2 separate regions of the Homo sapiens genome follow, and region 1 is linked to region 2. Evidence: chromatin contacts called from ENCODE Hi-C or POLR2A ChIA-PET data. All regions are on one chromosome and are shown on one strand. Each heading gives the region's core, a stretch centred on a gene start or an enhancer-like site at or near the end of the contact. The rest is flanking DNA. Distances are from core to core; before and after follow the strand shown. Region 1 holds the start of ATP5F1D (ATP synthase F1 subunit delta). Region 2 overlaps SBNO2 (strawberry notch homolog 2).

The links. A loop is a pair of places that touch in the nucleus more often than their neighbours do. ChIA-PET counts read pairs that join two places held with the same protein, here RNA polymerase II (POLR2A). Pooled maps may share reads with other maps.
Region 1: a map of gastrocnemius medialis shows a loop between it and region 2 (2.1-fold over the local background). The contact joins the promoter of ATP5F1D here to the enhancer-like site in region 2. A Hi-C loop is called at or near these places in 1 of 168 maps with a recorded cell type or tissue (gastrocnemius medialis) and 4 of 50 pooled maps. POLR2A ChIA-PET finds 5 or more read pairs at or near these places in 4 of 52 experiments (AG04449, H1, MCF 10A and 1 more).

The regions. Positions count from the first base shown.
Region 1 is chr19:1,238,935-1,243,435 of GRCh38, reverse strand. It overlaps ATP5F1D (ATP synthase F1 subunit delta), which reads right to left and starts at 1,685. Exons shown (of 4, transcript NM_001687.5): 1 at 1,445-1,685; 2 at 827-980. The coding sequence starts at 1,585. CBARP-DT (CBARP divergent transcript) reads right to left here. Exons shown (of 2, transcript NR_186324.1): 2 at 3,916-4,072. RefSeq lists silencers at 1,406-1,515, 2,855-3,214 and enhancers at 1,816-1,885, 1,926-2,055, 2,922-3,480.
Region 2 is chr19:1,151,526-1,156,486 of GRCh38, reverse strand. It overlaps SBNO2 (strawberry notch homolog 2), which reads left to right. Exons shown (of 32, transcript NM_014963.3): 2 at 2,085-2,303. The coding sequence starts at 2,211. Among named protein-coding and RNA genes, the nearest start is that of SBNO2, 20 kb to the left of the region's middle. Within about 2 kb of position 1,291, at least 27 of the 41 ENCODE cell types and tissues checked have a DNase peak (open chromatin) inside an H3K27ac peak, as active enhancers do; they include gastrocnemius medialis, where a contact is called at or near this core.

The DNA.
Region 1 (4,501 bases), core at 436-2,935, 87 kb before region 2:
ACCCCGGCCTTCCAAAGTGCTAGGATTACAGGTGTGAGCCACCGCACCCAGCCTCGCCTGGTCAGTTTCTTTTTATTTTTTGTAGAGACAGGGTCTCACTATGTTGCCAAGGCTAGTCTCAAACTCCTGGGCTTAAGCGATTCTCCCACTTCAGTCTCCCAAAGTGCTGAGATTACAGGCATGAACCACTGGGCCTGGGTGGTTTTACATCTCTTGCTTCGACCATCCTACATTGGTTGGTCCAGAGCCAGTCATAAACCGGCTGAGAGCAGGGTCCCCTCTGGTTCGCTTTCATCACCGGCCAGCCCAGGCTCCTCAGTGGACAAACCTGCTAAAACTGTATTTTTCTTATTTGAGATGGAGTTTCACTCTTGTTGCCCAGGCTGGAGTGCAGTGGCACAATCTCCTCAGCCTCCTGACTAGCTGGGACTACAGGCACCCGCCACCACGCCTGGCTAATTTTTTGTATTTTTAGTAGAGACGGGGTTTCACCGTGTTAGCCAGGATGGTCTCGATCTCCTGACCTCGTGATCCCCCCGCCTCGGCCTCCCAAAGTGCTGGGATTACAGGCGGGAGCCACCGCACCCGGCCAGTTTTCTGTATTTTTAGAAGAGACGGGGTTACATCATGTTGGCCAGGCTGGTCTCCGAACTTCTGACCTCAGGTGATCCACCTGCCTCGGCCTCCCAAAGTGCTGGGATTACAGGCTTGAGCCACCGTGCCCGGCCTAAAACTATTTTTTCTCGCAGCCTCAACTGAGACGGAGACTGACCTGGGATGTGGAGCCCCAGCCTGGCCTGGCCCTGCAGCCCTCCACCGGACTCACCAAAGTATTTGGAGGTGGTGCCGTCCTCTGCATGCACCACGACCAGCCCCGGCCGCAGGACCTGCAGCGTGGGCACGTGGGCCGCCAGGATGCCGAAGGCTCCGGTCAGCGTGGGCACGTCCACCTGCCGGACGTTGGCACCGTTGAAGAACACCTGCAGACAACAGCGTGGGGAATGATGGCGGGGCAGGCCGGCCCCGCGCCCACCGGGCACTCGGCCTGTCCTGCTAAGTAATGGGTCAGGGCAGGACCTGGCGCTGATGTGAGGCACTGAGACAACCCAGCGCAGGGATCCGAAGTTGCAGCTTTGGTCCTCAACAGTTGCGCCTCATTCTACTGATCCGCGAAATGGGAATGCAACGATCCGGCGACACCCAGGCTTTGGCCAGGGAGATCGGGGAGGGCACCCAGGAGACGCTTATCTCGGGGAGGTGCCCGGGACGAGGGCAGCGCAGGGCTCGGGCAGCAGAGGCAGGGCCGAGGGTCCAGGGCTGAGTAGCCTCGGCTTCCGGGGCGCGCGGGTCCGGGGGCCCGGAAGCGGGGGTCGCGCCCTGGGGGTGGGGACCCTGGACTCCGGGGGCGGCGGCCACGGAGGGTCCCGACCCGCAGCGCCCGAACCTGCGTGGGAGAGGCGAAGGTGAAGGACATCTGGTTGGGGCCAGAGGCGGCAGCCGGGGCGGCGGCGGCCTCGGCATAGGCACGGGCGTGGCGGACGAGGCGGCCAAGTCCCGGGCGGCGGAGCAGCGCGGCGGGCAGCATGGCAGCGGCGGGCGGCAGGAAGCGGGTAGCTGGCGGACAGCGGACTCCGGCGCGGCGCGGGCGGCCTGGAGGGCGAGGAGGACGACGCGCAGGGACGTCTGGGAGGAGGAGTCCCGGCGAGAGCGCAAGCGCGAACTACGACTCCCGGCAGGGCGCACGCGACGTTGACGACGCAGTGCCCCGTCGTGAGGTATTCTGGGGGTTGCAGTTTTGTTCCGGCCCGGGCTGCGGCAGAACCAGGGGGTGGTCAGATAAGGGCGGTGAAACCGTCCTGGGAGGTGGAGTAAAACGAACTTCAGTGAAATTCAAGATTCGGCTGCGTGGTGGCTCACGACTGTAATACCAGCGCTTTAGGAGGCTGAGGCCAGAGGATCACTTGAGGCCAGGAGCTGGAAACCAGCCTGGGCAATAGTGTAGATCGCCCCCACCCCCGACCCGTCTGTACAAAAAAAAAAAAAAAGATTTTTGGGGCGCTCATTGGATGCAGGGCCCTGGATAGACATCAAGAAAACATCAAGTTTCCGGCTCTGGGCCAGGTGTGGTGGCTCCAACCTGTAATCCCAGCACCTTGAGAGGCCAAGGCAGGAGAATCACTTGACCCCAGGAGATGGAGACCAGTCTGGGCAACAGAGGGAGACCCCGTCTCTACAAATAATCAAAATTAGCCGGGCGTGGTGATGCACGCCTGTGGTCCCAGCTACTGGGGAGGCTGAGGCGGGAGCATCGCTTGGGCCTAAGGAGATTGAGGCTGCAGTGAGCTATCATTGCGCCACTGCCTAGCCTGGGCAACAGAGTGAGAATCCCACTCTGGGGCCGGGGGTTATTTAGCAGACATTTGAGATCATTAATAAGCAGGTCAGGCCGGGCGCGGTGGCTCACGCCTGTAATTCCAGCACTTTATCCGATCTGGAGGGCGAGGCAGGCGGATCACCTGAGGTCAGGAGTTTGAAACCAGCCTGGTCAACATGGCGAAACCTCGTCTCTACTAAATATACAAAAATTAGCCGAGCATGGTGGTGGGCGCCTGTAATCCCAGCTACTCGGGAGGCTGAGGCAGGAGAATAGCTCGAACCCGGGCGGGGGGGGGGGGGGGAGGTTGCAGTGAGCCGAGATCGCGCCACTGCACTCCAGCCTGGGCGACTGAGCAAGACTCTGTCTCAAACAAAAAAATAAATAAAATTTAAAAACAAACAGGTCGTAGTGGTAGGTGGTGGCAAAAGCCAAAAATAAATCACAGTAAAAGCCGAGAAAGTGTGCAGGACGGGACAGGGTGGAAGGCTGCAGGTGCAGCTGTTCTAGGAAACGGCGACCGCGGCGAGGGGCACAGCGCGGGCGACGCGGGAGGGCTCGCTGGGGATCCCGGACCCCGGCGCGCTGCTCCTCGACGCCGGCAGAGGGCGCTCCGCGCCCGGAGATGCGCTCGCCGACCCCCCACCTCCTGCCTGGCCGTCGCCCCCGTGCGCCTCTGACGCAGGAGCGCGTGCGCGGGCGGCTCGGGGCTCCGCTGCCGTCAGCCAGCGGCCCGCGCAGCCTCGCTCGCGGCTATGACGTCACCGCCCCGCCCCCGCGCTCACGCAGGTCTGCGGCACCCGGCCGGGCCCCCAGCCCCGCTCCTTAGGCTCCGGGAAAATGCGGAATCGGGGATGGCGGGGGTTGGGGCTCGGGCTCCCTGGAAAGGGCCTTGAGCCTGGCGCGGTGGGCTGGACCCCAGGGGTGCAGGGAGCAGGGGAGGCCCTGGGGCTGTGGCTTTACAAGGGTGCAGCCAGGGAGATCCAATGCCTCCTGCTGTGGGCGAATCCGACACGATCCGTGGCTCCCTACATCCGGAGGCTGCACCCTCGCCCCCTGCCCGTGTTCAGGCCAGTGCAATGGCGGGCGCCACTGTCCCCTGGAACCCAAGCACCTGAAGAAGGCCCTGCTGGTCCGACTCAGGATGAAGGCGTGGGCCTGGCTCCTCCCACCGGGCCAGCGCTGTGACGGTCACTTGGAGCCTGGTCATCCTGGCCCTGGCTCGGGGGGTGCAGAGGAGGAGGCCTGTTCACTTTTCGAGTCGTGACCTGTGCACCTCCTGGCTCTCAGGACCGCATATCCAGCTGCCACTCCAGGAAACTGGGAGGCCTAATAGACTCAGTCTCACTCGTGGAACCACTTCCCTCCAGTCCCCACTCCAGGGTCGCCCACGGGTGAGGGCGCCATTACTCCAGCCCCAAACCTGGGGTTCCTCTGGAATTCCGCCCTGTCCCGGCCTGTGCACCCAGCATGGCCACCGCGGCTACCATCTCTTGCCTAGGAGGCCCCAGCCTCCCCCCGTTTAGTACAGGTACCTTTTCTTCACACAGCCAGAGGGAGTCTTTATTAAAAATCAGAAACCTGGCGGGGTGTGGGGGCTCACACCTGTAGTCCCAACAATTTAGGAGACTGAGACAGAAGGATCTCTTGAGCCCAGAAGTTCGAGACCAGCCCGGACAACATAGCAAGATTCCATCTCTACAAAAAAAAACAAAACAAAAATTAGCTGGGCATGATGGCGCGCACCTGTAGTCCCAACTACCTTCCGGGCTGAGGCTGGAAAATTGCTTGAATCCGGGAGGTGGAGGTTGCAGTGAGCCGTGATCACACCACTGCACTCCAGCCTGGGCGACAGTGCGAGACTCTGTCTCTCCAAAAAGCAAAACCGAAATACAAAAAACCCTGAAGCCTGCCCATGTCATGGTCCTGCTGGGAACAAGACGATTTCTCTGCTTCCTTCACAGGCATTGACTTGCAAACTTTTTTGCCTCAAAACCTTTGCCCATGCAATTCCCATTTGCCTGGCACCAGGTTCCCTGGGGCTGCCCTTGGAGTTCACAGCTATCGGAGTGGTGGCCCCACAGCACACAGGAACAGGCAAGGCGCAAGGCATAGGGCCTTGGAGGG
Region 2 (4,961 bases), core at 42-2,541:
TGAGGAATCCCAGACTGCCAAGCAGCCGTGTGTGAGGATCCGCCTCCGCCTCCGCCTCCTGGTTTTGGGCCCTGACTCTTGGTTGGTTGTGCCTGGTGTCCGCATTGTTCTCCTGCCCCCATCCCCTCCCGGTCCAGGTCTCCACACCCTGCCAGGTCCCCAAGGCATGGACTCCAGGTCACATGCCATGTGTGAAGCCCTCCCCTTGAAGAACCCGGTCCCCTGAGCCTCCTGGGGTTGCCGCCTGGAAGGGGCGTCCACAGACGTGGGGGGCTCAGAGACCGTAGGGAGGGAGGAGCTGCCAGGAGCACCGTGCTGGCCTAGGGGACTCGGACACAGGCGAGCTCAGGGCCCCTGCTGCTGGAGGGGTCCCTCAGCTATGGTGTACCCCGAGGACGGTCATGGGGTCGCCCCAGAGCTGCCCAAGGTGCCCCCTCCCCAAGCTCCGTCCACCGTGGGGCCTGGGCCCTGCTGCCCATCAGCTCAGGACTGTGTGGCCTCAGAGCTGAGGAGCGCCCTGAGTGTGGAAAAGGTCAGCGTAGCTCTGGGGCTGTGGCTGCCGTGAGATGGAACCTGCAGCAGGAAGGGGTGCTGACAGGAGCTGAGGGGAGTCCCTGCAGGGGAGGGGCTGCTGAGCCCCAAGGCAGGGGGTGGGCCACCCCCTAGCACTGGTGGGCCCCTGGATGGGGACCCCGGTATCAGCAGCTGCCTTGGGCCCAGCAGAGCTGTTTGTGGCCACCAGCACACGGGGCCGGGGTCGGGGGGTCCCAGGCTCTACCCAGAGAACCTGTCTCCCAGAGGAACATACCGAGGCTTGGAGGAGCTTGGGTGTCTGAGGTTATTCAACTCAGAAGGTGGAGCCAGGCTTTGATCCTGCCTGACCCAGAATCTTTGACAAGGATTGGCCAAGACCCCAGATCCCAGCGGGCCTGTCCCTTCCCCTAAAGGGCCGTTCTGGCAAGGGTGTCGCAGGTCCCCGTGGGCAGCTGGAAGGGCTGCCAAGGGTCCCAGCTCTGGTGGCAGTGGGTTGTAGCGTCCTGACTGCAGGGAGCAGGCAGAGGCCGCGGACAGTTGGGACGGCCTGGCAGGGTGACCCCCACTGTGCCTGACCACCTCCATCTGGTCTCTGGGACAGGAGTCCCGACCCCCAGCCCCTGTTGCCCGGCCACTGTCTCTGGAGCGCCGGGCAGAGACGTGCCTCTCCCCCACGGGATTGCACAAGTGCCTGCGTGTGGCTGGACGGCAATTACTGGAAGTCCCGGAGATTTCTTCACTCCAGGGCTTGGCCGGGAGTGGCCGCCGCCTCCCCTTCCTGCCGCCCTCGGCAGTGAGCATGCTGGGCGGACGCCTGGAAAGCTTTCCCTGCCACCACGGGCCAGCCTGGGTCCCTGCACTCGCCAGGTAGGGCCTGGTGGGGGCTCAGCCTGGCGGGCGTCTGGCCGTGTGCCAGAGGCCGCGGGGCACGTGGGAGCTGTCCCTGGCGTCTGATGGTGTGGGGCTCGGCTCTGTAGCCCAGGAACGTTCTCAGTGGGGATGCTGGTGTGTGATTAGCCTGAAACGAGGTCTGGGTGCTCTTCCAGCTCTGCGTGGCCCCTGACCCCCCTCCTTGGGAGACCTCACTGTGGAGCCCCTGCTGCCTCTGAGGGACAGGGCTGGGTCCAGTGTCCCCTGGGCTCCCCTGGGTGCCGGGCCCGGGTTGGACTCTCCCTCCACAGTCTCACACCGGCTGCTGACAAAGCCAGATGTGGGGGAGTCAGCCTGCAGCTCCACTGCTCACAGTCTGGGTGCCTGGTCCTACGGCTGCCCTGTGACCTGGGCAGCCCTGTCGGGCCCACCTTAATCGTTGTAGTTGGGGCCGGGGAGGCCAGGAAAGGCGCTGTGGGCAGCACAAAGGAGTTGGGTGGCACTGCTGATGGCGGGTGGGGGTGAGTGGGGAGGGGAAGGAGCGCCTTTTGGTTCCGGCCCAGGAGGTAGCAGGAGCTGCAGCCCAGGCTGGGACCGGTCATGCCCGAGGGAGAGGCGGCCGGGGAGCACCACTCTCCACCACCGTTGGACTCTCAGGACGTCCCCGTCTCCCTCTGCAGATCATGATGCTGCCGCCACCGCCGCCACCACGGAGCGAGAAGCCCAGATAGACGCCCCGGCGGCCCCGGGTCCTGGAGTCCCGCCGCCTGCTGCCCGGCCGAGGACCCCACCCCGCCTGCCGCCCGATGCTTGCAGTGGGGCCCGCCATGGACAGGGATTACCCGCAGCATGAACCCCCGCCGGCGGGCAGCCTCCTGTACAGCCCGCCGCCCCTGCAGGTGAGCCCCACCCCCGGCCCCGGCCCACCCGACGGGGTCCACGGGCACTTGCCCCGCTCCGAGTGCCCGGGGTCACGTCGTGCGGAATGCTGCCCCAGTGGACGCGGCGTGATCTCCACCTGACCTTCCTGGCCCGGAGCCCGGCTCCACCCGCCCCCGTGGGCCCTGGAGAAGGGTCCCCATGGGGATGTGAATGGGAGGCTACTCATGGCCCCAGCTTTTCAAGAAGCACATTTGAGGAGATTCTCCCTGCTGCAGAGCTTCCAGTTCCTTCGCCGTCAGCTGTAGGGGGGGCTCAACTTTACTTGTAGGAACCTGTCAGTGAGGGAATTACTTAAAAAATATGTTTCTGGCCAAGTGGCTCGTGCTTGTAATCCCAGCACTTTGGGAGGTGGAGGTGGGCAGATCACCTGAGGTCCCGAGTTCAAGACCAGCCTGGCCAACATAGTGAAACCTCGCTTCTGCTAAAGATACCAAACTTAGCCAGGCGTGGTGGCGGACGCCTGTAATCCCAGCTACTCGGGAGGCTGAGGCAGGAGAATTGCTTAAATCTAGGAGGCAGAGGCTGCAGTGAGTGGAGACGGCGCCACTGAACTCTAGCCTGGGCGACAAGAGTGAGACTCCATCTCAAAAAAATGAAAAATAGGCCTGGCACGGTGGCTCACGCCTGTAATCCTAGCACTTTCAGAGGCCAAGGCGGGCAGATCACTTGAGGTCAGGAGTTTGAGACCAGCCTGGCCAACATGGTGAAACCCTGTCTCTACTAAAAATACAAAAAATTAGCCTGGCGTGGTGGCAGGTGTCTGTAATCCCAGCTACTTGGGAGGCTGAGGCAGGAGAATCGCTTGAACCTGGGAGGCAGAGGCTGCAGTGAGCAGAGATTGCACCACTGCACTCCAGCCTGGGTGACAGAGCGAAACTGTGGCTCAAAAAGAAAAAAAAAAATTTTTAAATTAAAAATATATAAACGTGTATATATATATTTATTTTTATTTTATTTCATTTTATTTTATTTTGTTTTGTTATTTTTAAAACACGGTTTCACTCTGTTGCCCAGGCTGGAAGTGCAGTGGTGCGATCTCGGCTCACTGCAGCCTCTGCCTCCTGGGCTAGTGATTCTCCTGCCTCAGCCTCCTGAGTAGCTGGGACCACAGGTACGCGCCACCATGCCCGGCAGATTTTTAAAATTTTCTCGTAGAGATGAGGTTTTGCCCCGTTGGACACGCTGGTCTCAAACTCCCGGGCTCAGTTGACCCGCCTGCCTTGACCTCCCAAAGTGCTGGGATTACAGGCGTGAGCCACCGCGCCCGGCCCTGCCTGGGGATTTACCTGGAGACAGAGGGGCTGCCCTCTCCTATCAAGCAGCAGGACCTGCTCCAGGACTCCAGGGTCTCCTGGGTACTCCCTAGCCCAACACCCAGGTTGGCCTGTGGGGCGAACATCACAGACACCCCTCGGCAGTCCATCCTCAGAGGGCTTTGGGCAGCTTCCTGCCATGTTCTGACCGTCCAGAGGGGGCTCTGAGCTGGGGCCAGGGTACCCCTCTCGTAGCAGGGTCCCTGTTGCGGCCCAGACCCCTCCTGTCCCCCTCCCTAGTTCCTGAGTCCCTTGGGGTTGAGGCTGGATCCTCACAGCTGCCCCGGTGGAGCTCGAGTACCGGCCGTCGGTCAGCCTCCTGGGCCACCATAAAGGGGACTGGCCAAGCCACATCCCCACCGGAACAGCTCCATCCCCCGAAACCCGCCAGGAGCTTGTTCCGATCCAAGAATTCTATCTCGGAAACACACCCTGGGGACTAATCCAGGAGGGAGGGGAAGACAGAGCGGCACTATTTATAGTGGCAGGAAACTGGAATCTCCCCAGAGGCTCTACGGTGGGGAAATAATTAAGCGAATTATGGGATGTGGAGACAGAGGAGCCATCTTCAAGGATCCGAGCGGGAGCAGGAAGGTGTTAGCAGTGACAGTCGGGGAATGCGACAGGGCTGGAACCCGGCGGGGGCACTGGACACCAGCCACAGGGCTCAGGCCGGGGCGCACCCGTGCGCGTAACCGGCTTTGCTCCCCATCCCGTGTGTGAGGCTCATCCCACCCTCCCTGTTCCGGGTTCCGTCACATTCGGGTACGTCATGGACACCTCTGGGCAGGGTCGACTGAGTTCGCACACGCACAGCCCAGCCTCTTCCAGTGCCCAGAGTATTCAATTAGAAATAAAAATACACCGGCCAGCACAATGGTTCACGCCTGAAATCCCAGCACTCTGGGAGGCCGAGGTGGGCACATTGCTTGGGGTCAGGAGTTCGAGACCGGCCTGGCCAACATGATGAAATCCCATCTCTACTAAAAATACAAAAGTTAGCTGGGCGTGGTGGCGGGCGCCTGTAATCCCAGCTACGCATGAGGCTGAGACAGGAGAATCGCTTGAACTCGGGAGGTGGAGGTTGCAGTGAGCCACGATCGTGCCACTGCACTTCAGCCTGGGTGACAGAGTGAGACTCCGTCTCAAAATAAGGAAAGGAAAGAAAATCACCAGGCAGGCTCTGATTGTCTGGGCAGGGTCAGGTGCCCATCTCTGGACCAATTATGTGCTAGGACCTGCCATCTAAAGGTGAAGCCACACCCTCTGGCTGCCAGAGAAGGTCCCAGGGAAGACTCTGAT